Regions from separate parts of the Mus musculus genome. Here all the other regions are linked to region 1. The links are chromatin loops, found by intact Hi-C in ENCODE. Cell type or tissue: left cerebral cortex. All regions are shown on one strand.

Region 1 (4,000 bases):
ACATGTGTAAGTTTTTTGTCTGCTTGTATGTATGTGCACCATGTGTGTGCTAGTGCCTACAGAAGCCAGAGGGAGCTGGATCTCCTGGAACTGAAATTACAACTGTGAACTATCATAAGGGTCCTCTATAAGAGTAGCAAAAGTGCTGTTAACAACTGATTCATCTCTCTGCCCCATTCATGTCACCTTTTACACTATATTGTGAAAAAATGCCAACTTTACAGTTTATGAAAAGATTTTATTTGATGAACTTGGTGAAAAGTTCTGATCTGTGAAGACTAAAACCATTGTGGAACTACTACTAAATTTCCATTTTACTGAGTGTCTTAAATCAAAAGCATAGTAAGAACCCAAAGTAAACAACACAGCTGTTCAATACCCCAAACAAAAAAAAGTATTAAACTCTTACATTTTTCCTTGCCTTTCTATTATTAAATTAATATAAATTCTATAACCTTAACATGCCCATGTTAATGTGATTAGTCAATCACATTTAGAAGTAAATGAATTATGAGAAATTACTGACACATCAGTTTCCTATTCCCTAATACTATTGTGTTTAAAGCATGTTCTGAAATAGCTTTTTGTTTCTTGACTAACACCATACAAGCTCCACTGGCAATTCATACAGTAGATTCTTAATTGATTAACATGATTTTCCTAAAGAAGAACTTATTGGAAATAAGTGTGTGTACAGAAGAGGCAATATAACAAAGCACAAAAAAATGAACTTAAATCAAAATACCTAGATTTATGTCTGTAAGTTATAAGCAGCATGTTTGCCAGAGTGCATCTCTGGCAGATTACTTTGAGAATGACTAAAACTGGCGAACTCGTTTTATAAAGTAGTATGCTATTAAGAGTTAAGTATCCTGTATTTAAATTTATTTTCAATGGAGTTAAAAAAGTTTTTCCCTCCAAATTTTACTATCTTGGCTGACTTTATTAACTGGATGGAATTTTAGTAAACTATTATTATGTCATACCCACTGAAAAATCCACTTATGAAACTGACAATGAATACTGAACACTAAGGGAAAGCTAGTATATGTAACTTGTTTACATGTATGTATACATTGTCAAGAAGCTAAAAATGTCAATTTGTTTTTAAAAGATTAACTTCATACAAATTTTAGAAATGAAAAACTGTCCAATACTTTACTTTTTTGACCTTTTTTGCTTTTATCTGCTTAAGTCCTTATTTGCTATTTTATATTCCTACTTGAGAACTACCTTATTTCTTTAAACAGTAAATCCCCTTTGTGATATTTCATGACAATGAAATGGCAGGCAGCAAAATTATTAAATTTTTCCTTCTTTTACTATGTTACGATTTAAGTTTAATCCTAAATGCAATACTACATATGCTATGCATCTTGGACTATTTAGAACCTGACTAGATTTGATTTACTAATAGAAAATCTACCCATCTCTACTCAATTTCTTATTCAAAAATAAACTCAAAACATAAAACAATAGTTCTGTAATTTTTTTAGGACTCCATTTCTCAATTTACTCTTCTTGTATTGATGACCTTAGGATATATTTTTATTCGATAATCCTTTTTACTGATGTCTGTACCACAATACATGGATGCATTTCAACTTAGAAGTGTAATATTTTACCAGTTAACCAGAATATAAGTTATAATGCACTGACTCTCAGTACTGCAGGGGTACTTATGTCTAGGAACATTTCTGGATGTCAACAGTGAGGTAAATTTCTGGCATCTGGTAGGAAGCCAGGGATATTTCCATAACAAATGATTCCCAAACAATGTGTTACTAGGACCATAACCTGTATAGGGATGTGATGAAAAATCCTGTTATGGTACTTCTAGAACTGAAGAGGAAAATAACTGTTGGGAAGAATTTGCTTTCCATTGTTCAAGATCTTGATTTCCTGCCTTAAAAATTAAGGAAAAAAAAAATCTCAAATGTCTTCTAATTGTATTCTTTATAAAAAAGTAAAATGGACGTTTGAGAAAAGTTTAATAAGGAGGAAAATAAAGCATTAAATATTATAGGATGCTTGATTTGGGCTTAAACTACCTGCTTCATCAGAGTAAATATTAAATCGGTCTCAAAATAATAGTGTATTATGTATTAAAGAAGGCACACCATATCCTAGTCCTTATCCAGTAGGTGGCACTCAAAACCAAGAAAGCAAAGAATCCATTTTAATAAGACCTAATTCCTACTGTATGCTTAATAAGTAAAACACCCACAACTGATAGATGCTTTAGTTACTTTTTAAATATGACCAAAACCACTCTACAACCAAATACTTGTAAGTCAGGTTGATGTTTAAGAAAGTATAATTTTATACTTAAGAGATAGGATCTTATTATGTAACTCTGGCTGTCCTGAAAACTTGCTATGTAGACCAGGCTGGCTTCAAACTCATGCCTCTACTTCTTGAGTACAATTATTTATTTTAAATGACGTCTTATGTTGCCAGAGTTGACCTGAACTTCTAAAGGGCTCCATATGGCCCCCTGCTGTCCCCAATAATTGTAAATTTCCACACACCTAAATGCCCACTACTGACCCTGGTGGGAAAGTATCTTACTCATCAATGGACTATAATAGCATACTGAAAACAAACTGTATTAAATTTAAGACATATTTAATTATACCTCTGAATTAGCTATGAGAAATATTAGAATACCAGCAATGAGCCAGCACACAAAAATTTGCCTATTTTGTACAGTACCATACTTCATTGTATTGGAAAATCCACATATCAAATATAGCTAGAAGCTGAGAATAGTTATTAAAGATTTCAGGATTCACATTTTTGAAATGTAATTAAATCACTATGCTAAGCAAATTCCCATGTATGCTACAAATACTGGCCAATAGATAAAAATCTGCAGTTATCAAATGTTTAACCCTAATGTAGTGAGAAAACGGTCCAATATTGTGCGATTTAAATTATTGTGATAGACAAGTACCTATTTCACATTATAAATGCTTAATTTGAATTCCAACTTAAGTTAACATCGGTCATAAGTAGTATAAATTTCTTCCTTTACCTCTAAAATGGAAAAAAATTTTAAACGAACATGCAACATCTAACGGATTTGTGATTAAATGGCTATCAACGTTTGTTTTCAGTAGCCCAAGCTAGCCTGGCAACGCCTCAGTCAGTCTGCTGGCGGCGGCAGCGGCGATTACAGCAGAGCTGTCCGGTCCCGCTTTCCCCGACCCCCGCCCGGCTCAGGCCTCTGGCTCCTCCCCCAGCCCACGCAAGCCAAGCTCCCGCAAAGCCGCCTCCACCCCACCCACAGTCACCAGGCGACAGGGCCCGCCCTCAGCCTCCCGATAACCACGCCCTCCGGGTCCTTTCCACGCCGCGGCCAAGCCGCCAGGCCGCAGGACCCGGCGCGGCCAGCCTAGGCGCCACCTGGCGGAGGCGCCCGCGCTGCGGCGCTCCGACCCGGAAGCCCGGGCGCTCGTGCGGAGGAGCTGGGCCGCGGGGTGGGGGCTGGGCCGCGGCAGGCCTCGCCTAAGGCCTGCTCCTACGGGCACCGCGGCCCAAAGGCGGGAAAGAGCCGTCACGTGACGCCCAGGCCGTGCACGTGGCCCACCCCGGGGCTGCCCGAGGTCCCCAGGGCTGCCCGCCATCTCCCCGCAACCCCTCAGTGCTGGTGTAGGCCGCAAAGGCAGCAAGGCCGCCACTCTTGTCCTCCAGGCCTCACCCTGGGGGCTGTCCGGTGGGGGAGGAACCCAGAACCGGAAATATGAAAGGACCCTCTTTATGCCCTCTCCCCACTTCTCTGTGCTACACCAGAAAAGGCCGATTTTTAAACCTCCGCGTAAGGAATCGCGGCCTCCGGCTGGTCTTGCACTGCCACCCCGGGGCCTGCCCTCGACTCACCATGATGGCGGCCAGAGTTCGGGTGGTAAAACCTCGAAGGTGGAGCAGAAGCCACGCGACGGGGCAGCTACGTGAGGTGGCTGCCTAGCCGGCCAACGGGCAAAAAAAAGCCGAGGCG
Region 2 (4,000 bases), 480 kb after region 1:
AGAATCTAGAGAAAACACCCAAGGAGCTGAAGGGGTCTGTTCCCTATAGGTGGAACAACAATATGAACTAACCAGTACCCCCAGAGCTCTTGTCTCTAGCTGCATATGTAGCAGAAGATGGCCTAGTTGGCCATCACTGGGAAGAGAGGCCCCTTGGTATTGCAAACTTTATATGCTCCAGTACAGGGGAAAGCCAGGGCCAAGAAGTGGGAGTGGGTGGGTAGGGAAGCAGGGTGTCGGGAGGGTATAGGGAACTTTCGTGATAGCATTGGAAATTTATATGTATATGAAGAAAATATCTAATTAAAAAAACCCTTTAACTGAGTATCTGTATGACCAAAACCCACAGTCCATACTGCGGTCAGGGACCGCTCTGTAGATGCTGATTGCGCTCTGCTCACTGTGCTGCTCTAATGATAATTTCCAGATACCCATGAATAAGAATTCCTGCCGACTCATTTACAGCTAATAACTTTTGTAGATACTGGAATGAGTCAGAATTTCTCTCATATGTAGCTCACAACATCCTAAATAAAAACAGTATCTTCAATAAAATGCAAGGTCCAGCATTTAAATGTTTTCTAAATAGACCACTTTTGAAATTTAAGTCTTAATTATATGCAAAAGTAGATGTGCTCATTTTGTTGAGAGAAAAACATGGTATGCCTGTCTAATTTCCTTTTCAAAGGAGCTCAGGGTCCTGCATATGAGAGGTGGTTTGACTGACCTACGTCACTATGTTGGTTAGAATATGCTTGGCCCATGGGAAGTGACACTATTAGGAGGGTGGCCTTGTTGGAATAAGCATGTAGGCTGTGGGGGTAGGCGTTAAGAGACTCTCCACCTAGGAGGGTGACCCCATAGGAAAACCAGAAGTCTCAACTAACCCTGACCTCTGAGCTCTTTCAGACACGTAGCCACTAACCAGGCAGCATACACTAGCTGGTCCAAGGCCCCTGACACGTATACAGCAGAGGACTGCCTGGTCTGGCCTCAGTGAGAGAAGATGTGCCTAACCCTCCAGAGACATGAAGCCCCAGGGAGTGGGGAGGCCTGTCTGGTGGGGGTGGGGACATCCTCTTGGGGACATGAGAGTTGGAGGATTGTTATGTGGAACTATTCCCCCTCCAGGCCAGTGAGCTCCCAGGATATGCTGGGTTTGTGGCTCATCGAGCAGAGCATGGGCTGTCACCTGCCCTTTCTGTCATGCTGCTGTGAGACTTGTGACTATATACATTTTTGACCTGAGCACCGTGAAGCAGACAGCTAAGAGGAGGGAGAATAGAATTCACCTTAGTAGGCACTTTCAAACTCTGGAGCAAGTCTGTGGATAGGAACTCAGCTCAGTTAGGTGAAGCAGCTGCAAAGGTTCCTTCCAGACCTGCCCTACTGTTACTAGGCCTGAAGATCCTCTGATGAGATCAGCACTTTCATTCTTTCTGGACGAAAGCCCTGTAGATTAATGTAACTTTCTGGAAAAGTTAAACATAAAAAATTAGGTGCTCAGGACAGTTTTTGTTGTTGTTGTTTTTTGTTTGTTTTTAAAATCACAGTTAGATACTAAGGGCAAATAGGGAGACAGCATTATAACCTCCAGAATATGACTTTTAGCCTCGGCCAACTTTCATCTGCACAGAGTAGCTGAGAGCTCTCTTCTCCTCCTTTATCTGGCACATGTGTAATTTAGGGAACAAATACTACAGTTCAGTGTCGCTTTTTAAGAACACATAAATATTAAGTTTCCAGAAAGGCCATTGGAAGTAAGCAAATGTTATCAATGACATATTTAATCTAGCGTGATTCAAACCTATAGGAATCGCTGGCCAGGCGCTGCTAACACATCCAACTGTTTGACTTCAGCTCTCCTCAATTTGTGTCTATGCCTCCAGGCAGCGTTCACTGTGGGTACAATCTGGCATCTCTGCGTCCTCCAGAGTTGATGGAGATGAAGAGAGACGACAGGGGAAGAAGACCAACCAGGAGGGGATGATCGTCTTACTGTATCCCTAAGGGTAGCATCCTGCCCATGAACTTAACAGTTAAGGGGCAGCAATACATTTTCTATGAGTCTCTCTCTCTCTCTCTCTCTCTCTCTCTCTCTCTCTCTCTCTCTCTCTCTCTCTCTCTCTGTGTGTGTGTGTGTGTGTGAGTGTGTGTTGGGATTAAATAAATTTATCGAGGCAGTAAGAAGATAAAAGCCAGATTTAAAATCCCACTTAGAAAAGCAAACTCAAGATAGCACACTCTGCACTGTGCAGACAGCTTGTGAAAATGCTCCTTCTGCCACCCCATGCCTCTGTGGTGGAATTACATGAATGGAGAGACTACAAAGACAGAAGTCACGCACAAGAGTCTAAGTCTAGTCTCTCAGACCTTAGCTGACTCACCGGCAGAGAGACTATGAACAAAGTTCAAACAACTAATTTAATGTCATACCACAAATATATGAATTAACTTGAAATTAGATTGAAATTAGATTAAAATTCTTAAGTAAGTCTTCTAAAAAGCTAAAAACCAGTTGTGGCATCTAAGTTGATTTGTATCTATTTATGTCCATAAACTACATTAAGTAGGAAAGTGTATTGGTGCTTCAGGAAAGCCACTCTGTTCACTTTCTCTTCTACATCACCAACATACCTCAAAGCCTGAAAATGGAGCCCTAAAAGCTGCCTTATTAAAACAAAAATTTTCTTTTAATTTAAATGCTTCAGAGAAGGACAGGATCAGCCAGTCTGGAAAGCAACTGTCCAGCCAGTTGTTGGCCGCCCATTATACCCTCCCCTCACAGCCTCATCACAGTTAGAGTTCTTCATGTTAAACTTCCATCTTAACAGTGCCTAGAAGGGTGAACACAGAGTTTAATTCTGGCCAACAGGAGGAGAAAGCAAGCCTGCTGGGGATCTCCCACAAGAGGGTATGGCTGCTTCTATAGTGTCAACAGACGCTACAAGAGTCTAATGACTCTTGTATTGATGAGATATTTTTATTTACTTATTATTCCGCTTTACCATAAAAATTTACTATAGGACAATTTTTTAGACATTCCTTATATAGATAAAATGTTCATAATTCCAATTCTAGAATATGGAGTAAACAATGATCAAGCTGGCTATACTTCCAGAGTAAGTACTCCTTTTAATCTTTCTTCATTTCACTGTGTCATGACTAAGATTACGCTGATGGATTAACTAATGCTAAGATATTAAATTCTATTAATATGATCATTTTTAAGCTACCAAAGTGCACTAAGAGGATCCCCACCACCTGCGTTGAGCACTCCTGGCAGCTGCCCTATGCTCTTGCATGTCGGGGGACCAAGTCATCTACTCTGTGTAGTGCAGACATTCTGATTTCATATGCTTTGTAGAGGACCCTGAATCACAGACATGCTTAGATTATTGGAGGTTGGTATGTAATCATCACAAAGCAAGACAAAATACCTTGCAATTCATTAGGAGTTTAAAAATTGCTCCTGGTTAGTATATCAGTTTTAGCATTTTCCCTTATTATTTATTTTCTCTATCCTTAAATCTTAGCAAAATCTCTTAGGAACAGGTGATAATGAGAGTAGATCATGACTAAACAAGCACAACTCACTTAACAGTCAAACACGTGGCCAACACAAAGATTTCTAGAACTAAAAACTAGGTGTCGGCATGTAAAATAAGGCAAAATATCAGAACTTAATTAAAATCTCAATTTAATGAGGTAAACCTTCTTTTCTAGCTATTTAGAAGCTGATTATGGGATGGATCCCCGGATATGGCAGTCTCTAGATGGTCCATCCTTTCATCTCAGCTCCAAACTTTGTCTCTGTAACTCCTTCCATGGGTGTTTTGTTCCCAATTCTAGGGGAAGGAGAAGGAAATTTCTCTTCAAAATACAAAACAATGATCAAAACCATGGTGATGTTTTCCTTTTTTTGATACAGAGTCACTCAGTGCTGTTCAAGCTGTAGCCCAGACTGGCATGGAACTTACTGTTCTGTTTCTGCCTCTGG
Region 3 (4,000 bases), 100 kb after region 1:
AGTTGTTGGTGACTTTTGTCTTCTATACTATCAAATGTACTTTGCAAGGAACACTATACCAAATTATTACGCTAGTGAATAAACAAACAGAATGTAAACAAATATTCCCGGAGTTTGTTTCTTATGCTTAGTATCTAGTCAGGGACCTTAAGGTTTAATAGTCATTCAACAGTCAAAACACAGTTCTTTAACTGTTTTTTTAAAAAGTTTTAAAATGAGTTACTATTGGTTTAGAATTGGCTTAGAAGAGACAGACATAAGGCTCAAATAAGTATAATTTAAATCTAAGTGTAATTTTCTCCCATCAAGAAGTCCAGGTCTCTACCTGGAACTCCTGTGTCCCCTGCCATGGTGTCAGGCATCTAGTGCTGCTCTCTTTAGAATGTGGCTCTTACAACACAGTTCAGGGGCAAAATCCTACCATCTTGTCAGCATTCCTACCAATTGGAAAATGGAAGAATACACCCTCTGCTTTAAAGATACTTCCCCCCAAGTTGCTTCTAGTACTTCTGTTTATATCTCATCCAGCAGAACCACATCAGATAGGATTCTGGGAAATGTAGTTTTTACTGGAGGCAGCCATGTCCCTATCTGGAATTTGAGAGTTCTGTTGCTTAGGTTGGTTGGATAACACAGGAACACAGTTCAGTCAGCGAAGCCTTGACTGACCAGTCATAGCTTGCTTGCTCTCCTGCTCCCTCATTGGTAATTCATGTTGCTTCTAACTTTTATAATCTTTTCCTTTTCTCTAGAGAGGAGGACTCCATCCCACCTTTGCACATAAGCTTCCTGCTCGGATTTAGGAACCCTTGAGGATATGCTGTGCCACCATCAATATCTATCATAGCTAATATCTAATATTGCTAATACTTCTGCTTTGTAGCAGTTACCACAATTGAAAGTGTGAGTTATTTGCATTCTGGTTCACTTTACTTTGCCCCACCTTCAAGCCTGTAAGTCCTACGAATCAGGGGCTTGGTTTTTCTTCATGCCTGCGTTTCCAGCATCAGACTAACTAGTTTCGTATTAAGTTGTCCCTACCCCCATGGAAATACTCGCTATTTATTTGATTAAGTAAAAATGAAATGATCTGCGTAGAAATAATCTTCAAGTCTCCCGTAGCTGATCCAGCATCTCCTCCGGCCTTCCCCAGCCTCTGTGCACCACGGCAATAGATCCAGAAGCTCACTACCTCACACAGGAGGTTTCAGACCATTCTCCACTGCTCCTTCATCTGCTCGTTGCCTGTCATTCAACCCTCAATATCAACATTTAAGGTTTAAAAAAAAAAAAAAAGAAACCGACAGGATGTGGGGAATTTGGAATCAACTAATGAGCTTTCAAATAGAACAATTTCATAGAATGGTATAGATCCTAGTTTTCTCAGTGCATTAACTGTCATTGAATGAAGGTTTCACTTCACATTGAAGGTGCTCCTCAAATGTCCTGGTTTAGTCTCCTGCCTTAGTAAGGACAGCATCCTCCCAGAGTGTGTGCCCTTTCTTGGAGAGCCAGAGTCTTACCATGGCTGAAGGCCAATGCCCTACCTGTCAGTCTGTGCTGACCCAGCCTACAGACGCAGAGTAAGAAGGAACCTCGTGGAGGCGACAGGACTCTGGGGTACTGCTGTGCTCCAAAAGCTGCTTCAAACAAACGTGTGCAGCAGTAACCTGGTTTTTACCCCTAAAGTGGCATGTCAAAAAAAAATTTTTTTCAGGCACTTCTGTTTCTGAATTGGCAGAGGGTTTATTTTATGAATAATTTTTCATCCTTGCTTTGAAAGGAAAAAAAAAAGTAACTCTTTTATAAGTGCTAGTCATGTATTGGGATATGAGTGAAGGTCACACCTGAACTCAACAACGTCTTAAAAATAGCCGAGGCAGGGGGATCAGTTTTTGCTATCTCAGTGTTTAAACGTCAGTGGTCAGAATCAACACAAAGCAGGAAGGCCAGGCAGAAAAAAAAGCTGACCTTTAGAATACTTCCTGCGATGGCCCTGAAGCTTCCAGAACGGAGAGATGGAGAGTTTTAAGTTGTTTTGAAAGCTGTGATTTTCAGTTTTCCTATAATACGAGGCTTTGATGGGCTGAGGAGCCGGAGCCTTTACATTTGTCAAACCATAGGACTCGTTTGGCATTTGTTCAAGATTTTAGCTTAATGATTCCTGTTTGTATCTTTTAAATTTTAGTATTTTAAATCCTTTTTGTTTTAAAATAAAAATCCCCTACAAAATAGAAAATTTTCTTCCCAGGCTTTAAAGTACAATTTACCTGTTGTGCTCTCTGCCTCCTCCTGGTGCCCACTGCTGTGTCCTGGTGCCCACTGCCATGTCCCAAGCCCACTGCCGTGTCCTGGCGCCTGCTGCCATGTCCCGTGCCCACTACCTTGTCCTGATGCCCACTGCTGTGTCCTGGTGCCCACTGCCATGTCCCAAGCCCACTGCCGTGTCCTGGCGCCTGCTGCCGTGTCCCGTGCCCACTGCCGTGTCCTGGCGCCTGCTGCCATGTCCCGTGCCCACATCACTTGCCTTTAAAGCAGAGGAAAGTTCAGGATCCCTGGCTCTGGAAGTCGAAATGAAAGAATGTGGAGGCGAAATGTATGAAATGGCAAGCTTGCATTTGAAATGAAGCCAGTCTTATTCCACACTCTGCCCAAAATAACTTGTCTTCTAGAGAAATTTAGTCATCAAAGTCTAAACAGAAATCAGGAGTCAAGGCTAAGATTTTTACCCATCTAAAAGTACTACCTCCCAGTGTATTTCAGCAGTTAACACCTCAGTTAGGATGAGTGCGCTTTAAAATACACAGCCATCCCTTCCGGTTACAAAAACGCCTGTTTCAAATTGGAAAGAAGCAGTCAGCTGCTCACCACTATAGATAAATGTGATGATGTGTGAGAGTCCTCTCTGTGGGGACGATGGCCCTAGGCATGCGCGGCCTGTCACTGTGCAAAAATCTGACAAGGACTGGAGGGCAAGATGCAGATATCAAGAAGCCCATGATGCACACAGCACTGAGCTAACAGTCCACGGAGAAGGAAGAATGCCAGCCTGGCATACTGTCTTAGTTAGGGTTCCATTGCTGGGCAGAAACACCATGACCGAGGCCACCCGTACAAGGAAAACATTTCATTGGCGCTGGCTTGCAGTTTCAGAGTTTCAGTCCATTATCATGGCAGGAAGCATGGTAGCATGCAGGCAGACATGGTGCCAGAGAGACTAAGAGTTCTACATCTCGATTAGAAAGCAGCCAGGAGAAGCTGTCTCTTCCACACTGGGCAGAACTTGAGCACTAGGAGCCCTCAAAGCCCACCCCCACAGTGACACACTTTCCTCCAACAAGGCCACATCGATTCCAACAAGGACATAACAGTGTCATTCCCTGTGGGCCAAGCAGAGCTATGCCTTAAGTGTCCTTGGGCCCTTTAGATGGATTGGCACTCACCACTGTGGCTGTCCTAGGTGGCTTTCCTTCTGCTACTTTGCAAGCCTGATCATTGTGTCTCTTGAGAGAATGGTTCTTAGGAGAGGTTAGCATCTGTATTTAGCAGGAGAATGGAAAGTAGAAAGGGGAGTAACTGGTTTGGGATCGTTTTTTTTGAAAGTGCACAGCTTTCACTTCTTCCTGAACTTTGCTTCTGACTCTTCTTCTGCTTAAAAAAAAAATCTTTGAAAGCCCTTGCATTGCAAGAAGGGAACCGGTGGCACTAGAGTTCATTTGCCATGCGTTGGAATGGCCGGTGGGAAATGCCAGGGACGAGGCCCACCGAGTCAGCTATTGGGAAAGCAGCTCCTGGAGATCACAGGCACGTTGGACTTTAAGAAGCCATGGAAGGCAAGAAGCAGAAGAAGTAGATGGCTTGAGGACATAGACTTAAGCCCTGGTTCCCAGACAAGCTCCTAGTCACAGCATCTATGTGAAAGTCAAGGTCTACACACTCATCTCTGCCTTCAAACTCTGTTGAAAATGCACAAGACTGCAGAGGAAGGAATCCTGGCAGT
Region 4 (4,000 bases), 340 kb after region 1:
AGAAAGGAAAGAGGTGGTTGGATCTTGCGTTATTTGCTGGTGTGGTGCTGACAAAGAATGTCTTTGATTCCTTCTGCCATTTCATTATCTACGAAATGGTCTTGAAATCACCTCTCCTAGAACTGCAAGAGCCCAGACATAGTAAATACTCGATAAATATTACTCATTTTCATTGGCATTCTTAATTTTCAAAATTTTCTGTACCCCTTGAAGCCTTACAACGTGTATTTACAATGCTTGTGTACATTTTAGCATCACCCTAAGCTCCTGAGTAGCAGCCGTTCTTCAGTACTTGGAGCATAGAGATGAGGACCCCTGAGCAGCAGAGTAAAGGTCAGAGTTTAGAACAGAAGGTTGGCCTCCCCAGCACCTGGGTGGGCTGTGGGCTCTGTCACAAAGGGGAAGATGCTGCCACACTTGCGCTGAGCAGTCAGCATCAGGAGCCGTGTCTGGGTTTATGTGTAAGGGCTGTGCACCAGCCCTTTGCATGCGGTCTTCTGTCAGCACCAGGGATACCGTGGGTGAGACACTGTGCTGCAAGTCTTGCTTCTCATTGTGAGGAAGTCTCCAGTTACTTTTCTCTCTTAACTAACATCTATGTGTGGTTACTCCAGACCTGAGAGAAACAAATGAAAAGACAGTGAGGCTGGTTCGGTTACTTATAACTAATTAGGTGTTTCTTAATCACCTTCCTCTCCTCGGAGACAAGACGCGCTATAAATAGGCAATGATAACAGTACTACTATGTTTAATTGAAATGGAGTTTTTGAAATGTAATTAATTTAGTAACAATAACTTTAAACAAGCATTCAGTGCTCTAGATGGCCCATAAACAGGAAAGAGTGAAGTTCCTGTCACTCTCAAAAAGTAACTTGCTCTCTGGAAAAAAAAAATGTCTTTAAGCAGCTCAGGTTCACCTTTCCTTTTGTAGACTGAGTCAGGCCAGGTTTGAGCCGTTCTCCTCACTATCCTGTAAGTAAAGTATGACCTCTAAGTTCTCTGTCTTAAAGCTCAGAGACTGAAGGACACAGAAGGATCCGGCCTGGGTTACATATCAAGGCAGAAACCAGTAAAGACTGTATCCCACAGGACTGTCATGGCGGCCCACAGATCCTGTCAAAGGTTCCTCTCAGCTCCCAGACTGCCCATCCCTTCACTTAGCCACACCCCTTCACTTAGCCACACCCCTTCACTTAGCCACACCCCTTCACTTAGCCACACCCCTTCACTTAGCCACACCCCTTCACTTAGCCACATCCCTTCGTGCTGTCCCTGCTCTAGAGGATATTGAGTGCACTGTGCACCTAAGTTCCAAGCTGCCTGGACTGTGCTATAGTTAGTTTAGAAAAGCAGAGGGTAAGAGGCTGACATGACCAAAGGCCCAGCAAAAGGATGGTGTTTCTGAGCCTTCATCTGTAAGGTCAGGACGTTGTAAGACACTTCCCGCAGTGCACTAGTTTAATGTGTGAGAATACACATACAATTCCCCAGAGTGATCACCTGAACATAACAGGTTGATCGTTAAATGGACTATTAAGAGAATTGGTACATTTTATATGTACATGAATTTGCTTTCCTGGTACTCTCCATATGGAAAATCACAACAAGAAACACTTCTTGAGCTGGTAGAAATTATATAGCTTGGGTGGGGTTAGCTTTATAATCGCATGGAGTTCCTTTTCAGCATATAAGTTCTGTTTCAATGTTCATATTTCAACATTTTTGTTTCCCTTGTGAATATAATATTGTGCAGAATTAGAGATAGTACAAAATCAAATCTAAAATTCTTTACATTTTTGGAAATTCTGTTTGAAAATAACATTTTTTTTAAAAAGCACTTTTATTTTTAATATTTTGGTTAAAACTGAACTGAAGTTTAAAACTCAGGAATTTAAAATGTATCTAGGAGTTTATAGTGAAATAAATATCTCAGTACACCGATTTTATAACTATTTATTTGGGGACAGTTAGAAGCCCTGGATCTTTTGAGCCCTTCTTTGTTTCTCTTAGGCTGTTCTGTATAGCAGGGTGTGCTCGTGGCCCATGTGCATTCGAATTTAGATCTCCAAGCTGCACTGTTGGGACTCTTGTGGGGTTTGCTGTCTACATCTCCATCCCTGCCCAACTGATTTTCTTTGAGATTTTCTTTGGTTTTTTTCTTTGAGGAATGAATTTTTCTCCAAGTTTCCTCTTTATGTTCTTCCCCTTATCCCAGCTTCCTTCTCTCCACCTTCCTGCCTAGCAAATGTGTATTACTAAGGACTTCTAGTGGCTAACTCTGGAAGTGCTTCTCAGAAAAAAAATTACAAATATAAACAGTTAGTCTATCCACTTTCATAAACTATCACTGCAACTGGCAAGAATCTTGCAAGAATCCTGGCTGGCTTTTAAAATAATTCTGACTGCATGATACTATTCATTCTTATAACACTTTTACTGAATTCAGTTGATTATTTCAGTATAAAGAACCTGTGCTATAATGTGTATTAAAAGCATTTGATGTTACCTTCTGTTTATGAGAGTCAGTTCAGAAACTGTCTTGAAGTTTCATCTGTAAATGAGATTTCTAAATATGCGAATGAATTTAGGTGTACATTAGAGTGATAAGTGATAGAAATAGTTACTGTGGTCAGAGAGGCTTTTTATATTTTGGAATTCCAGCCATATAAAATGGAGTGTTATTGCTGTGCAAGCTGCAATCTAGTGCATAAGAGGTTCGGGACGTGCCGTGGCTTGGATGAAGGTTTTTGTGCCATGAAAGTCTCTTCTAGTCCCTGAAAACCACCCATGGATGATATAAAAGGTTAGAGCAGATTGGAAAGGTAGAGAATTCTTAGCTTTCTGGGCTGGGACCAGGGGCTACTCACAACTCCCAATCCACTGCATATTGACTTATCACTGGACATCATCTCCCGCAAGGTGTGAGAACAACTGAGTGCATTATGGAAGCAGGCTTGTGTGATACCACCACTAAGCTTAGGTTGAATATGACAGAAAATGGATTAAAATTGCACTTCATTAAAGCAAGCAAGAAAAAAAAATCTTTAGAAGTATTCTCCCTCTGTACTGAGTGCTGGGATTGTACTTGATTTGAAAATGCAAATTTGTTCCCAATTGATACGTTTAAGAACATTTTGCAAATAACTTAAAATTTCACACTTCCTTATGTGCAGTTTTGTCTGTAAGTAACACTAGGTGAACCAGAAAACGGTTCCCGGGTGAACTGAGTGTTAAGTCCCTGCCAGTTCCCTGGGTTCCGTGAGTCTGTTTGAACCTCTAGGCATCCATGTGTGTTACTGTGATCTGACTGGTCTGTGAGATTTCAGGTGCCCTTCTTGCAGTACCTCACAGCAGCTCACGGCACAAGCTGTAGCCTTCAGTGCCCACTTCTGCTTCAGGGCTTTTTCAAGGTCTGTTGTGCTGCTGTCATCTGTTGGTATTTAGTTGATTTGTGTGGTTTTAGGTTTTTCAGTGTTGTGCCCTTAACCTCACTTTCCTTATAAAGCCCTGTATTTTTAATTGTGCATTTTTATATAATGTAGTGATATTTCCAGGGCTGCATATGCAGCGTTATTACAGAACTGTTGATATTGCAGTTGCATTCTCCACAATTACCAGCATTACCAGATGTCAGTGCAGAGCTCTCAGGATGATGAACTCAGCTTCTGTCCAGAGACTCTCACGTCACCATAAGTGAACATTGCGTGATACCCTTGCTCTTTCTGGCCACTCCTGTGTTTAGAATTTGGTTTTGCTTTGTACTTGTTAACTTGGTGACTCTAGTTGAAGCATTACCATGAGGCTCATTTATCTTTTAACTAGTATTTTTTATTAATTATTTGAGAATTTCAAATAATATATTTTTATTATGTTCACCCCAACTCTTCCCCAGATCCATGCCCAGTCGCCCAGTCCCTCTCCCTCCCTCCTTCCTTCCCCCCTTGTCTTCCTCCCCTGCCCCCTCCTCTCTCCTATTTTACTCAAGTACTCTTGGGTATGG
Region 5 (4,000 bases), 120 kb after region 1:
CATTATCATCAAGGTGGGAGCATGGCAGTGTCCAGACAGGCATGGTGGAGGAGGAGCTGAGCGTTCTTCATCTTGTTTTGAGGGTAAATGAGAAGACTGGTGTCTAGGCATCTAGAACAGGGTCTTAAAGCCCATACCCACAGTGACACACCTACTTCAAGAAGGCCTCACCTACTCCAACAAGGCCACACCTCTTAAGGATACCAAACCCTGGGCCAATCATACACAAACCATCACAATGGTTAATGCTCTTAAAGAAAGCTTACTCTCCCTCTCCAATGTCCACAACTAACCAATGTGTAGTGAATTAGAGCCTTCAGCACCTGCAGGCTTAGCTGGGATAGCTGTACTCTACTCTTCTTCCTAAGGCTTAGAGATTATTATGGAAGATGGATAGAAAGATTCTAAGAGCCAGAGGCAGCAAATGAATGCAAGAAGCTGTATCCTCGGGACACAAAAGGGCAGCTGGACTTAAGCATCCACAGTGGTTATGGCAGCTTGAACAAGCCCAGTGCAAGCTCAAGCCAATCAAGTCCTCTGTTCTTTATAATATGGAAACTGAGAGTAGCATCTAGGCAGAGGGAGGGAGGTGGGGCTTTAGCACACAGCACTTAACCGAAGCAGCGACCCGATAGTCACTCAGGTCCACTGTACTTGTTCTGTCTTAAGAACTGTTTCAGAAAGCAAACACTGTGGGCTCTTGGTTTAATATATTCTATCAGTGTCATGTGTTGGAATTCAGAAGAATTGTTACACAGCAGCTTCCTCTACTATCGGAACATTCTATCCTACAGGAGACTTCTTAAACAGGAAAGTTAACAACTCAAAATAGATATAGGAAATCCCTGAAACTGACAGGATTCACCAGGCTCCTCCCTGCCCAGAGTGAGCACTAGACGCTGAGATTCCCTCTCAGACCAACTAAGGGGACCTGCAAATAAGACTCAAGACCAGACCAGCTGCCTGGAAGAAGCAGAAACCAGCTGAGCTAGCTGGAAGAAGGTTAGACCAGAGCCACCTGGAAAGGTCACTCTCCAAGCTGTTGAGCTCCCTGTAGGCTGTGCATGTGCTCCAGGTTCCCAGCTCTGTGAACTGTCACCCGTGCTGGGGTGGGCCTTGGTGGTGCAGCTGTCTTTGGGTCATTTCTATTCCTCTAAGTAATCCTTTACCTATATACCTGTAAGTAACCCCAATAAGACTCATTGTTTCGCCAAGTTGGACTTTGGTGGTGTCTATTGTGGGTTTCCTACGTAGGGTAAATAGACATTTGTGTTGCATCTTCCAAGAAAAAAAACCAAAACTTTATCACACAACAAATATCTGCTCCATTCTGGAGATATCTCTAGCCATCTAGAAAATGTGATGGGTGCTATATCCATGGGATTTTAAGGGGTGAAAACTCCATCTCTGTGCAGTCCCCTGGAATCTCTCTTAAGGAAGAAGTAAACATATCTCCCTATTGTTTTGGAGTCCAGGAAGGTGACAGACTGGAAAGTATACATATATACATATTAGACAGTGTTCTCTAGAGGAATATAACTTACAGAATGAGTCTATGCCTACACAGAAGGGGGATTTAGTAGACTGGCTTACAGGCTGTGGTCCATCTCATCCACATAGCTGTCTACCAACAGTAGGTCCAAGAATCCAGTTGTTGCTCAGTCCATGGAACTGCATATATCAGCTGGTCTTCAGCATACACTGGAATCCTGAAGTCAGCTCTAATGCCATTAAGGAATGCGCTGGCCAGCAGGTTAGGCACAAAAGTTTCCTCTTTTCACGTCCTTACATAGGCTTCCAGCAGAAGATATGGCCCAGATTAACGATAGATCTTCCGAACTCAAAGATCTGGATTAAAGAGACGTGGGTCCTCCCACTTCGGATGACTTAATTAAGGAAACACTCCCTCACAGGTCTGTCCAGCCATTCGTGGCTTAGTTCTTTTCCAGTGTTAAGCTGACGACCAAGAACAGGCACCACAGGCTGTAAGGTCTCCTCAGGAAAAGGAAAACCTTAGGAAAAGGAAAACCTGATCACTCCAATGTTACCTAATTTACTCAGCACCTTCCTTGTGCCAGGAGCAGCCAGAGTGATCAAATGGGGAAACTGAGTCTGTCAGATGTCATCTGGAAGAGAGAAAAAACCCACATTGTATGTTCCTGTGGCCACTGATACTCAAACATATGTGCATTCCACTGCTTTTTCTTGTTTGGGGATTAACCATGAGTGTTAGCACTTCTATTTATAACTTAATTTTTTAAATGATTTCAAAAAGAATTAACTTCCGTTCTGACTCTGATGTAAGGCTAAAGAGCTAGTTGAAACACAATGTGGTCCCTGCCCGGAGTACATTAAAATAGCCCAAAGTAGCTGTCAAGGCATAAACAGCTCAGGAGAAAAGCATTGCTGTGGCTTTACAGAACAGATGGTCCGATGACGTCAGTGTCTCCAAATTACCTGCAGCCAAAGCAGATGGAAAAAATTAACATGGAAGCCAGGCCTGACGGCAGGCAACAGTCACAGAGGACATCGGTGGAGGAGAGCAAAATGCTGTCTTCCTTTGCGTTGTCTTAAGAGCTTGAGGGACCTTTCCCTTTGTGCAGATTTCTCAAATGAATGACAAAGCATGGTTCCTACCACCAATACAGGCTGGAGGAAGTAGCCTTTTGTAATGTCCCTGCTGCTAAAACACAGTGATTATAAACAGAAGTGATTTGAGTTGGGGGGATGGCCGAGTGTCCATTGTACAAGCCTTCAAGGACTGGGGTCAGAGTGCCAGCACTCACTCATGCGCTGCTGAAGTAACGGCGAGGGGCAGAGACTGGCTGACATCTGAAACCTGTTGGCCAGCCAGTCTTGCTGAACTAATGAACTTCAGGTTGATTGAGAGACCCTAGTTTTAGAAAAAAAAATGGTGGAGAGTGATTAAAAAAATTGCCTAAGTCCACACACAAAAGAAAAGAAGAAAGAGGGAGGGAGGAGGGATGAAGAGAAGGAGGGAGAGAAGAAGGGAGGAAAGGAGACAGAGAGACAGAGTCAGACAGACAGAGACAGAGAGAGATGGGGATAGAGAGACAGAGAGAAAGACATTTTTAAAACTAAATCAGGTTTATAAAAGTTTCCCTGTTAAGGACATTTTCCGGCCAGCTGCAGACCCTTTAGTAACCCCACCACCACACACACACACACACATATACACTTGCTGTCTGTCACTCAGTTAGTTATCTACTACAAAGTAACACACTCCACTCAACGAGTGCCTGGATTATCTGGACTGTAAGATCTGAAATCCTGGGGCCGGAATCTCAGAGCTTTGTATTAACAGACAGTCTTTAGCAATCCATCACTAACGGGCAGTGTACAGAGGTGGCCTGAGAGTCCATAGGTCTCTTTGAAGCCACCACAGCTCTGCACACCCCCAGAGCCCCTAACTCTTGCCTCTTAAGTATAGACTACAAGATACCAGGCTTATACACAACAAAGTAGAAGAAAAATCAGAAGGACCTTAAAACAAAATTTCATTTAGTGTTTTCTACCATACTTGTAAGTGTCCAATTTCATGACAGCACGGCCCGGAGCCGTGCTGTGGTGGTTTAAGATCCAGGGAAATAATCCCAAGGCGAGAATGTGAGGACACGAAATCCTGTAGTGATGTGGGCAGTGGTGGGGGTGTCTCTGGAAGTGACAATGGGGGAAGAGAAGAAACAAGACAGGAATGGGAAACTCACACCTCCGAGTCACCCCAAGCAAGAGTGAGGGAGCTAGCTTGTCTCCTCCAACGCTCATGCCCATCTGTCACCAGATGGGAGCCGCTGCCAGGGACACTGGCTTCCTTCTAGTTTTGGATCTTCCAGGACAAGAGAAAGCCCTCCAGGGGAGAACGGCTGATGCTTACTGAGGCCAGAGGATGCTGAGTAGTATGTTAGTCTGCTTTGTATCACTATAATGATACCCAACACGGGGTGCTCAGTAAAGAGGTTTGTCTAGTTCACTCTTAGAG
Region 6 (4,000 bases), 680 kb after region 1:
TGAATAAGAGCCTGTACCTTGACTGCAGGCTGGTACAGAGAAAGAGACTGAGGCAAATGAATTAGAAACATCACTGAAATTTACAATCATCTAAGCTTATTCATATGTATAGTTCTAATTAAGGTGTACCATTTCAAATTGATGAGAGCTCTAACAAAAAAGACACATAAAGACTTTAAGATACTGTCTTTTCTATGGAATAGTATTTGACTAATAAACTATAATATAAAGTAATATTTATGAAGTATTTACCAAGTGCTTAGAATTCATAGAGCCTCATTGAGGTGTGAAGCTAGGGGAGTGAATTCATGAATTTTTAAAATAATGATGATAAGCTTAACAAAGTTCTTGGGTAGAAAAAACTGGCTTTATTATAATTAAAACTCCAAATACAAATAACTAAAATTATAGCTACTTAAATTTTGTAACAAGAATAGATCTATCTAAAGTTAAACAGACTACCAAAGAGCCAAACTAAAATAATCTTTTGTTTGTTTGTTTAATGAGCATACATGAGTGATAAAACTGATTTTGAACTTAAGATAAAATAATAAGAAATACCAAAGACCTGCTGGTAGAGTTTTTTTTTTCCAGTTTATTTAGCAAAACTAAAGGAAAAGTAGTCAGGAAATTATATCTTATACTATATTTTAGACTGACAAATATATGTGCACGAAAGTACACATAAGGGTAGCAGGTAATCTGGGTTACCAAAACCTGACAGTGATGCCACCAAATGCTAAAATGCTAATTCTAATATTTTAGGCCAAATACTTTTAGTTCCTATGGGAACTAGTCTCTTTGGATATGTGTCTTTAACTCCTCTTTTCAAACAAGGAAACAAATAGTTAGAAAAATAAAACTGCTCAAAAGAGAAATAAAAAAAAAATCAATGTAAATTAAGAAAAGTGCCCTTCTAGAACAAGTAAACTAAAAGACACAGTGCAACCCAGACACAAGGGAAATGAGCTCTGTCTATTAAGCAGGAAAAAGACCACAATCGTTTCTTCTCCTCCGACGTGAGTTAATATTCAATGTAAGGGCAGAAAATAACTTCTTAATAGTCAGAATGAGGAAGATGTGTTATGACTATAAGCAGTGACGAATGGTCTGGTATATCTAAATGTTTAAGAATTCTTTATATTTTTACTTTTTAAAAGATTTCATGAGTAATGTATTAACATGATCTCCCCACTCCTTGTGTTCCCTCCACCTCTTCCCACATCTTCACAAATAACTGAAATTAATGGGTTTCTTTTTCATTAATATTATTATTTTATAAACACACAAACTAATATAGAACTAAGTTGCTTTAGTTAGTATTGCTCAAGTGAATGCTTATAAGGCTTACCACTTGGTGCTGGATAACCAGTTAGACGGGCTCATGCCTAGAGAAGTCATATTTTTTCCTCCCTTGACAGTCAATGTAGCTCTTCACCTAGGAGTGGGGTTTTGTGTGAGTGATATCCTTCATCCTTCATGGCTTAGCAACTAATGGTGTCACTGTTTTTGTGTTATATGGTATCATTGAAAGTTCATAGGTAAAGTTTCCCTGTTGTGTATAGAAGACACAACTTTCAGCTGACATCCTGGCCCTCTGGCTCTTACAATCTTTAGGTCCTTTTTTCTATGATGTTCCCTGAGTTTGGGTGTAGAGACCTAGACTTTAATCACTCCTTAAAAAAAGCATTAGTGCCACCAAGTGGCAAGGACTCTACCATTGCAGGTACCAGATCCCTGAAAACAATCAGCCAGTAGATGCTGATAATGGATTAGCAGTGCAGGCCTTGGGATTCATATGATAAAGTGGTGTTAAGAACTTGAAATTACCCGGGTACTTCTCAAAGAGATTACTGTGAGTGAATAAAACTGGCCAAGTCTGTAGCAACTGAGCAATTGTTCCTTAAAAAACTCTAAACCCAAACCAACAAACCAGAAGAGTTGTTACTGTTGTTGTTTGCAGCAATTGCTGAATTTCCTTTAATAAGACTTAGTCCCATAGTTAACCTCCTGCAATGGCTTGTTTTTCTTGATTTTTATTTTTGACATGGAAATCGTTTTGTTTGTTTTAACAGAATATCTCACTGTGTAGCCCTGGCTAGCCTGAATCAGACAGGCCTTAAACATACAGAGATTCGTTTGCCTCTACCTCATCAGTACTGAGTTTAAAGGTGTGTGTCACAACAGCTAATCCTATGAAACTACTCAGAATACTCAATAAGTGAATACAGAGTGATTACAAAGATATCTATTTTCAATTATATACTTTAATGTTTCCTAATATTCATCAAGAATTGATGTAAAACTTCTTAAATTTTTCATGTTCCAAAATATATTTTTTTTCACACATAGTTTGGTCATATTCTTTCCTCTTCTTCAATTCCTTGCCTATACACCTTCTCTTCTCATCCCATTTAATATTGTTTCTCTTTTAAAAGAGTCAAAGTCTAAACCAAAACCCAAGTCCTAAAGTATAAGCACAGACACAGACATACACACAGATGACAGACAGACAGACAGACACACACACACACACACACTGAACACACAAAGAGAAAAAACCAAATGGTAAAAGCATGAAGTCAGTTTTGTGTTGAAGCCTGAGGCCTGTCCAGGGCTGTGGAAATATACCAAGTATCACTCTATTAAAGAAAACTCATTTTCCCTCTCAGGCAGACATTCATTGCAAATGACTTCTTGTGTGTACAGGACTTACACATGCTGTTGGAGTTTCTAATTGGTGTCTTCTAAATCTATTGTTTAATAATTTTGTAACTGAAGTGATGCATAATTATATGCTAAATTTAGAGAAGTTTAATCAGTGATCTAACTTATCATAAACTACAGAATATGTCTATATTCTATAGACAGAGTGTCTCTCATTTGTATGATGATTTATTTCTACCCGAGTTTCCGATATCTGGAGGTGAACAGTGTCCCTCAGGAATGATTTAAAACCTCAGACAGCAGACAACACAGAGAAAAAGAGGTGGGAGAACAAAACTCAAACAACCACAGGAAGGGGAAAGGATATATGATATTGGAAAGCTCTATCATTTGGACACACAGTTATTTTGGCATCTAACAATATAGGAACTGTTCAGTGGGGAAGAAAAGGGTTATATCACCATAAGTGAAAGAAAAAAAAAAAAAAGAATGTGGGAAAAGAAAGTGAAGGAAGATTCGCTGGCTTCTGTGACCAGGAAGTAATGGGACTGGAGATCTCAGAGATGGTCATGTAGCTGATGAGGAAAACCTTGTGATCACTAGAAGGTATGCACAATTTTATACTTCTAATGTACAAGATGAGCTTTAAAACATGGTCATATCATTTATGACTATATTTTAAAGGCAAATACAAAGGGAAAAGAGAACATTTTAAATCGTTTTCTAGTTTATGTAAAACTATAATAAGGAATTCTAAGAGCTAAAGGAGTATGTTATAATTCCAGCATTGTACGTAATGCCATTTAAAGGACAGATTTTGAAAATACTAGTCATAGAGCACAGAAGCCATCTGACTGAGAATCAACAGAAGCATGGCAAGTATAAATGAAGTATGTCAGCATCCGACTGTAAACCGTGGCACCAGACATGGCAAGCGGCAACGCTAGGCCTGCAGGTGCCAACATCAACCAGACAAGCACTCATGTTATCTATAATTACCTCATTTTTAGCTTAAATCACAGGTAATGAGGGAACTCCGAGTCTCTAAAAGGCAATTAGTAACTCTACTGGCTTCTTGCTTCCTCTTATCAGGAATTTTTCAGAAGTTACTCTTATTTCAAGCCTTTCTCCCCTGTGTAATGAAACATCAGGGTATATCGTTCATACATATATACATACACAGAAAATGGAATGTACAATTACCCACAAGCTTAAAGTAATTTCCTTAAAAATCTAGGTAAACTATGTCGTTATGCAGTGAAGTGCCACTGAGACAAAGGCGAGGAGAACTTCATACATGGACACATGCTAAAATATGTCAAAAAGTTCTGAT
Region 7 (4,000 bases), 500 kb after region 1:
ACTGTGCATCTTTCTCCTACCTTTCCTGTACCCACACTGCCTAGGGTTGCCTACCTGAGTAATAAGTCATCAAAAAGAGGAACAAGATATCAAACAGACATTGTGACTATAACAGGACTGTGCTGTTGATAACCATCCAATTGATGGATTGGATCAATCATGGATTGATTCCATTCAATCCTAACCACTCAATGAAGAGCTCAACAGAAGACAAGATTGGGACTCAAGAAGATTAATTCATTAGTTCAAGGACCTGTGGGGTATGTGTGTTAGTGTGTGTTAGCATAAGTCAAACAGATTTGTTCAAGCTTAAAAACTATACCAAAATAAATAATTACATTTCTGAATCCTGGATGTGGCATTAAACCTCTCTATATAATGTTTTATTTTCCTCCTTAACTATGTAAACTAGCTTGATAATATTTTTGTTACTGTGGAAACACCAACACTTAGAAAGCAGTCTTTGTACGAAGTTCCCTGCAGAGATCTTCTGAAAACCTTTTCTTCCAGAACAGTGTTGCCTTGAGCTGAAGAGTTTTCAGAAGGAATGTTAGCACTGGCATGGCCTGCTAGGGTAAATTCGCAGCCCTCACTCAACTGAGGGCTAGGTATTCTCAGGATGTAGGTATAAGCTATGCAGTGTCCTAGAGCTGTATGGACCAGTGTACTATATTAGATATGAAGCAGATTGCTATGGTGCCCTGAAATCCAGGCTATGTTCTGCTTATTGAGTGGATCTCCTAGAATAGGCTATATATGCAGAGGTTCTAACTTCACATAAAGGCATTATTGGGATCAGACACAACCATGTCTGGATATAGTCTATCCTTTTTTCATTCCCTTTTCCTTTCAACACACAAAGCAAATGGCTGTGTCCCTTGGACTCTAGGACAATGGAAGTTATTTGTCAAGCATCTCTTAGGAGTCTCTGCTGGCAAATGTCTTGGAAGGAAGGTCAGAGAATGAAGAAATAGTATTATGCTCCTGTAATGTCCTACAGATAATATTTTTGTGGTTTTCTTTCCTCAAAAAACCCCAATGAGATGAACAGGTGCTACAGTGAGTGAGCTGAGGGAAACAGTGGCTTATCTAGTTCAGGGGATGCAGAGCATCTCCTGTTCCCTCTGCCCCAGGTTCATCTCACGGTGGCTGGAACCTTCTCTATCGGACTGACAAACTCTCTGTCAGAGTGTGGGGGCAAAGGGAATTCTAAACACATTCAGACAAAGGGCCAGTTCTGACTGAGTTGTCTTAGAGCCCTACAGCAAGAGTAACATCCAAGAAGGCAGGGACACTGGGGAACCCTGGCGCCAACAAAACAGTGTGCCCTGCAGCAGGCACACTGGCTTGTTCCATAATTACTGTTGAATATAAAATCTTGATAAAAGAAAAATGATGGAGAGTATTTTAATATAAATAGGATTAGTTTATTATATGCATATGAATATTTTAAATTAAGCCAAACATGATATGAGGTTTAATTACTATTTTATTATTCTCATTTTAGCTTGAATTTGAATGAAAGAATCTTGAATTCTAAACTTCCATGTAACATAAATATTCTCATTATAATGTATTTCAACTAAAAGGTGCAAAGAAAAAGATTAATGATTGTAATCTTAAATATTTATGTCTTAAAATCCCATGGGAAGTACTGAAAATGGATAAGCTTTTACTTCTTAAGCTAAACTAATGGGTAATATTAAAATGCTAGTTTTTGACTGTAAACTGTTATGACTCACTATTTATGGTGGTTACATTGTACACTGGTTAAATCGTATGGCAAAAATTTTAATATGAAGGCAATACTTAAAATATTTCAAAATCAGGTTGTGAAAAAGACAAGTGGTAATTTTTTAGGTGGAATATGGGTAGTTAAAACACAGAAACAGATCTTACAACAAATTCGTCAAATATTGTTACAAACAATTCATCCAGTAACAAAAGTCCTTCCTTGTGTCAGCCATCCTACAGAACATAACGTTGCAAATGACCTCAAACATAGGTTGAATCATATTTGGCAAAGAAAAAGAGTTTTCACTGTGAACAGAAAATCCACAAGGCCTGATGCCACCAAAGTAGGCCCTAAGAGTGAACTTTTGTTTTACACAACAGTGCCACTTAGTGGCCAAACTATGGTAGTGGACCAGTGTGCTGAATGGAGAGTAGGGCCAGTAACTGGGTTTGGGAGAGAGTTGTGACACTGTAAGTGGCCAGAATGGGGTGGGGCAGTACATGCCAACAAATGAGAGAAGAGGGAGGGAGGGAAGGAGAGAGGGAGGGAGGGAGGGAGGAGAGAGAGAGAGACAGAGAGACAGAGACAGAGAGAGACAGAGGATGGATAAATAGATGACAGACGGGTGATTAGACAGATGGTAGACAGGGAGGTGGCAACTGTACCTTGGAGGTCAGTTAGAGCCTGGACAGGAACAGAAACCTGAGCATCGCTTCCTGTAACTACGTCGCCTAGATTTCATAAGAAAAAATAATTAGATATGATAAAGGAAAATAGACAACCTTTTGCCTTTCATACTCAATATTATAATATTTTATCGAATTATTAAAATTTATAGAACAGAAAATACAGTGGAAACTTAGATAAACATCTGACGTGTCTTTAAAGTAAGCAATGTCTTTAAAACGATGTTTCCAGTGGAGAGTTTGTGTCTGTTTTTACTAAGGAAAAGTTCACAAGTTCCTACTATAAGTTTCTACTATACTGTGGATTGGAAACCTCAGTATAAAAGTATAAAGGACTTCTCTGAGGAGATTTTTATGGCATTACAAATATTAGTATGTTTTAAAATATATCTTCTAAAAAAGACTTATTCATATGGAAGTTATATAACACTTATTAACAGGCATATTTTTTCAAAACTGATTTCTTCCAATGTAAAAAAAAATATTTTTAAACTAAACTTTAAAGGAAATTCATAGGAAAGACCTAAGCAAGCTCTAATTTCATGTTACCTAGTGAAAATATTTCAAACTTACCACATGTATTTTCAAATGCATCTGTGAACTACATCCCTTTATTATAGGCAATTATTAAATTGAAACCATAGTAAATGCTTATAATAAAGCAGTGTTCCAAAAAAAAAAAAAAAGAAAGAAAGAAAGAAAGAAAGAACCAGATGGGCATATAGAAAAGAAAACCGAGCTGGGAGAGCAGGTCTTAGTGACCCAGAAGGAAGAGTAGGAGAGGAGAGGAGAGCCACCCAGACACTGCCGTCCCTCCAGCTCTTCTGTTTCTGGGGCAGCAGTGTTCAACAATTACCAGTCACAGCCGTCAGACTAACCCCTAGAGACGGCAGTGTCGAAGGCTATTTCGTGGTTACTAAATAGAAGAAAGCAAGTCTTTTAAAAGTCTCCAGGATTCCTGTGTACAGCCTATGACTTTGTAGGCTTGCTTCTTCTTCAGCTTTTATATAATACATGCATATGACAACTATGTATTCATTTTACTAATATATATATAAAGTACTAATTAATATACTATAAATAATATGATTAACATATATAATAATATACAGGATCTCACACACACACATTTTGGTAAAAATCGATTTTAAACGAGATAGCATCCCTCAGTGTTCTGGCCACTTAATGTACTCTGATTTGTAGCGCGGCCACACTGTGTCATTACTGCATTCCTATCAACTAACAGGACAGAGAAATGTTCTCCTATAACCAAAATAAAATTGTGAAAGGGACCACATCCCACAGAAAGGCTTTGGGTAGAAAGAAAATGGTCACAACCTAAGTTTCCATAATAACATTTCCTAAATTGATAAATGGTAGGCTCAATTTCTGAACATTTTCAAGTCTATACCAGTTACCCGTTTTGCTATATAGATTTCTCATTTTAATATTTAAGGTAACGATTACTAAGAAGATGAGGGAACAGCAGCTCTGCTGATTTTCTTTTCCTCAGCGGACACATAAAGTCCACCATGAACGTTAAGTTACACATGCCTGCATCTGGGTGACAGAACCTCCC

The links. Peaks named below come from ENCODE experiments on the same cell type or tissue, not always from the same donor. Only the 100,000 strongest peaks of a DNase experiment are listed, where the experiment ranks them.
Region 2: it touches region 1 in a loop (5-fold over the local background); 8 of 42 quality-filtered maps call a loop at or near these places.
Region 3: it touches region 1 in a loop (9-fold over the local background); 2 of 42 quality-filtered maps call a loop at or near these places.
Region 4: a loop joins it to region 1, with 9 times the contacts of the local background. A loop is called at or near these places in 12 of 42 quality-filtered maps.
Region 5: a loop joins it to region 1, with 5 times the contacts of the local background. A loop is called at or near these places in 5 of 42 quality-filtered maps.
Region 6: it touches region 1 in a loop (4-fold over the local background); 5 of 42 quality-filtered maps call a loop at or near these places.
Region 7: it touches region 1 in a loop (11-fold over the local background); 27 of 42 quality-filtered maps call a loop at or near these places.

Annotation. Positions count from the first base shown.
Region 1 is chr17:50,289,525-50,293,524 of GRCm38, forward strand. Dazl (deleted in azoospermia-like) reads right to left here. Exons shown (of 11, transcript NM_010021.5): 1 at 3,883-4,000. The coding sequence starts at 3,885. Among named protein-coding and RNA genes, the nearest start is that of Dazl, 2.1 kb to the right of the region's middle. In left cerebral cortex, CTCF peaks have their summits at 2,145 (motif pointing right) and 3,382 (motif pointing left); DNase peaks (open chromatin) are centred at 2,196, 2,390 and 3,278; H3K4me3 peaks cover 990 bases; H3K27ac peaks cover 988 bases.
Region 2 is chr17:50,773,161-50,777,160 of GRCm38, forward strand. All of the region lies in intron 18 of Tbc1d5 (TBC1 domain family, member 5), which reads right to left. Among named protein-coding and RNA genes, the nearest start is that of Gm41598, 16 kb to the right of the region's middle. In left cerebral cortex, a CTCF peak has its summit at 2,301; a DNase peak (open chromatin) is centred at 2,287.
Region 3 is chr17:50,389,818-50,393,817 of GRCm38, forward strand. No RefSeq gene overlaps it. Among named protein-coding and RNA genes, the nearest start is that of Gm30958, 8.7 kb to the left of the region's middle. In left cerebral cortex, no CTCF peak of the experiment used is centred here; DNase peaks (open chromatin) are centred at 563, 1,650, 1,939 and 2,743; H3K27ac peaks cover 2,216 bases.
Region 4 is chr17:50,626,658-50,630,657 of GRCm38, forward strand. The region is part of intron 3 of Plcl2 (phospholipase C-like 2); the gene reads left to right. Among named protein-coding and RNA genes, the nearest start is that of Plcl2, 120 kb to the left of the region's middle. In left cerebral cortex, a CTCF peak has its summit at 2,278; DNase peaks (open chromatin) are centred at 2,280 and 3,298; H3K27ac peaks cover 222 bases.
Region 5 is chr17:50,405,017-50,409,016 of GRCm38, forward strand. No RefSeq gene overlaps it. Among named protein-coding and RNA genes, the nearest start is that of Gm31015, 17 kb to the right of the region's middle. In left cerebral cortex, no CTCF peak of the experiment used is centred here; DNase peaks (open chromatin) are centred at 1,808, 2,427, 3,317 and 3,734; H3K27ac peaks cover 2,336 bases.
Region 6 is chr17:50,970,641-50,974,640 of GRCm38, forward strand. The region is part of intron 4 of Tbc1d5 (TBC1 domain family, member 5); the gene reads right to left. Among named protein-coding and RNA genes, the nearest start is that of Gm31083, 93 kb to the left of the region's middle. In left cerebral cortex, a CTCF peak has its summit at 1,710 (motif pointing left); a DNase peak (open chromatin) is centred at 1,720.
Region 7 is chr17:50,793,526-50,797,525 of GRCm38, forward strand. All of the region lies in intron 17 of Tbc1d5 (TBC1 domain family, member 5), which reads right to left. It overlaps Gm41598 (a long non-coding RNA gene), which reads left to right. Exons shown (of 2, transcript XR_876871.2): 2 at 1-65. Among named protein-coding and RNA genes, the nearest start is that of Gm41598, 4.7 kb to the left of the region's middle. In left cerebral cortex, a CTCF peak has its summit at 2,120 (motif pointing left); a DNase peak (open chromatin) is centred at 2,114.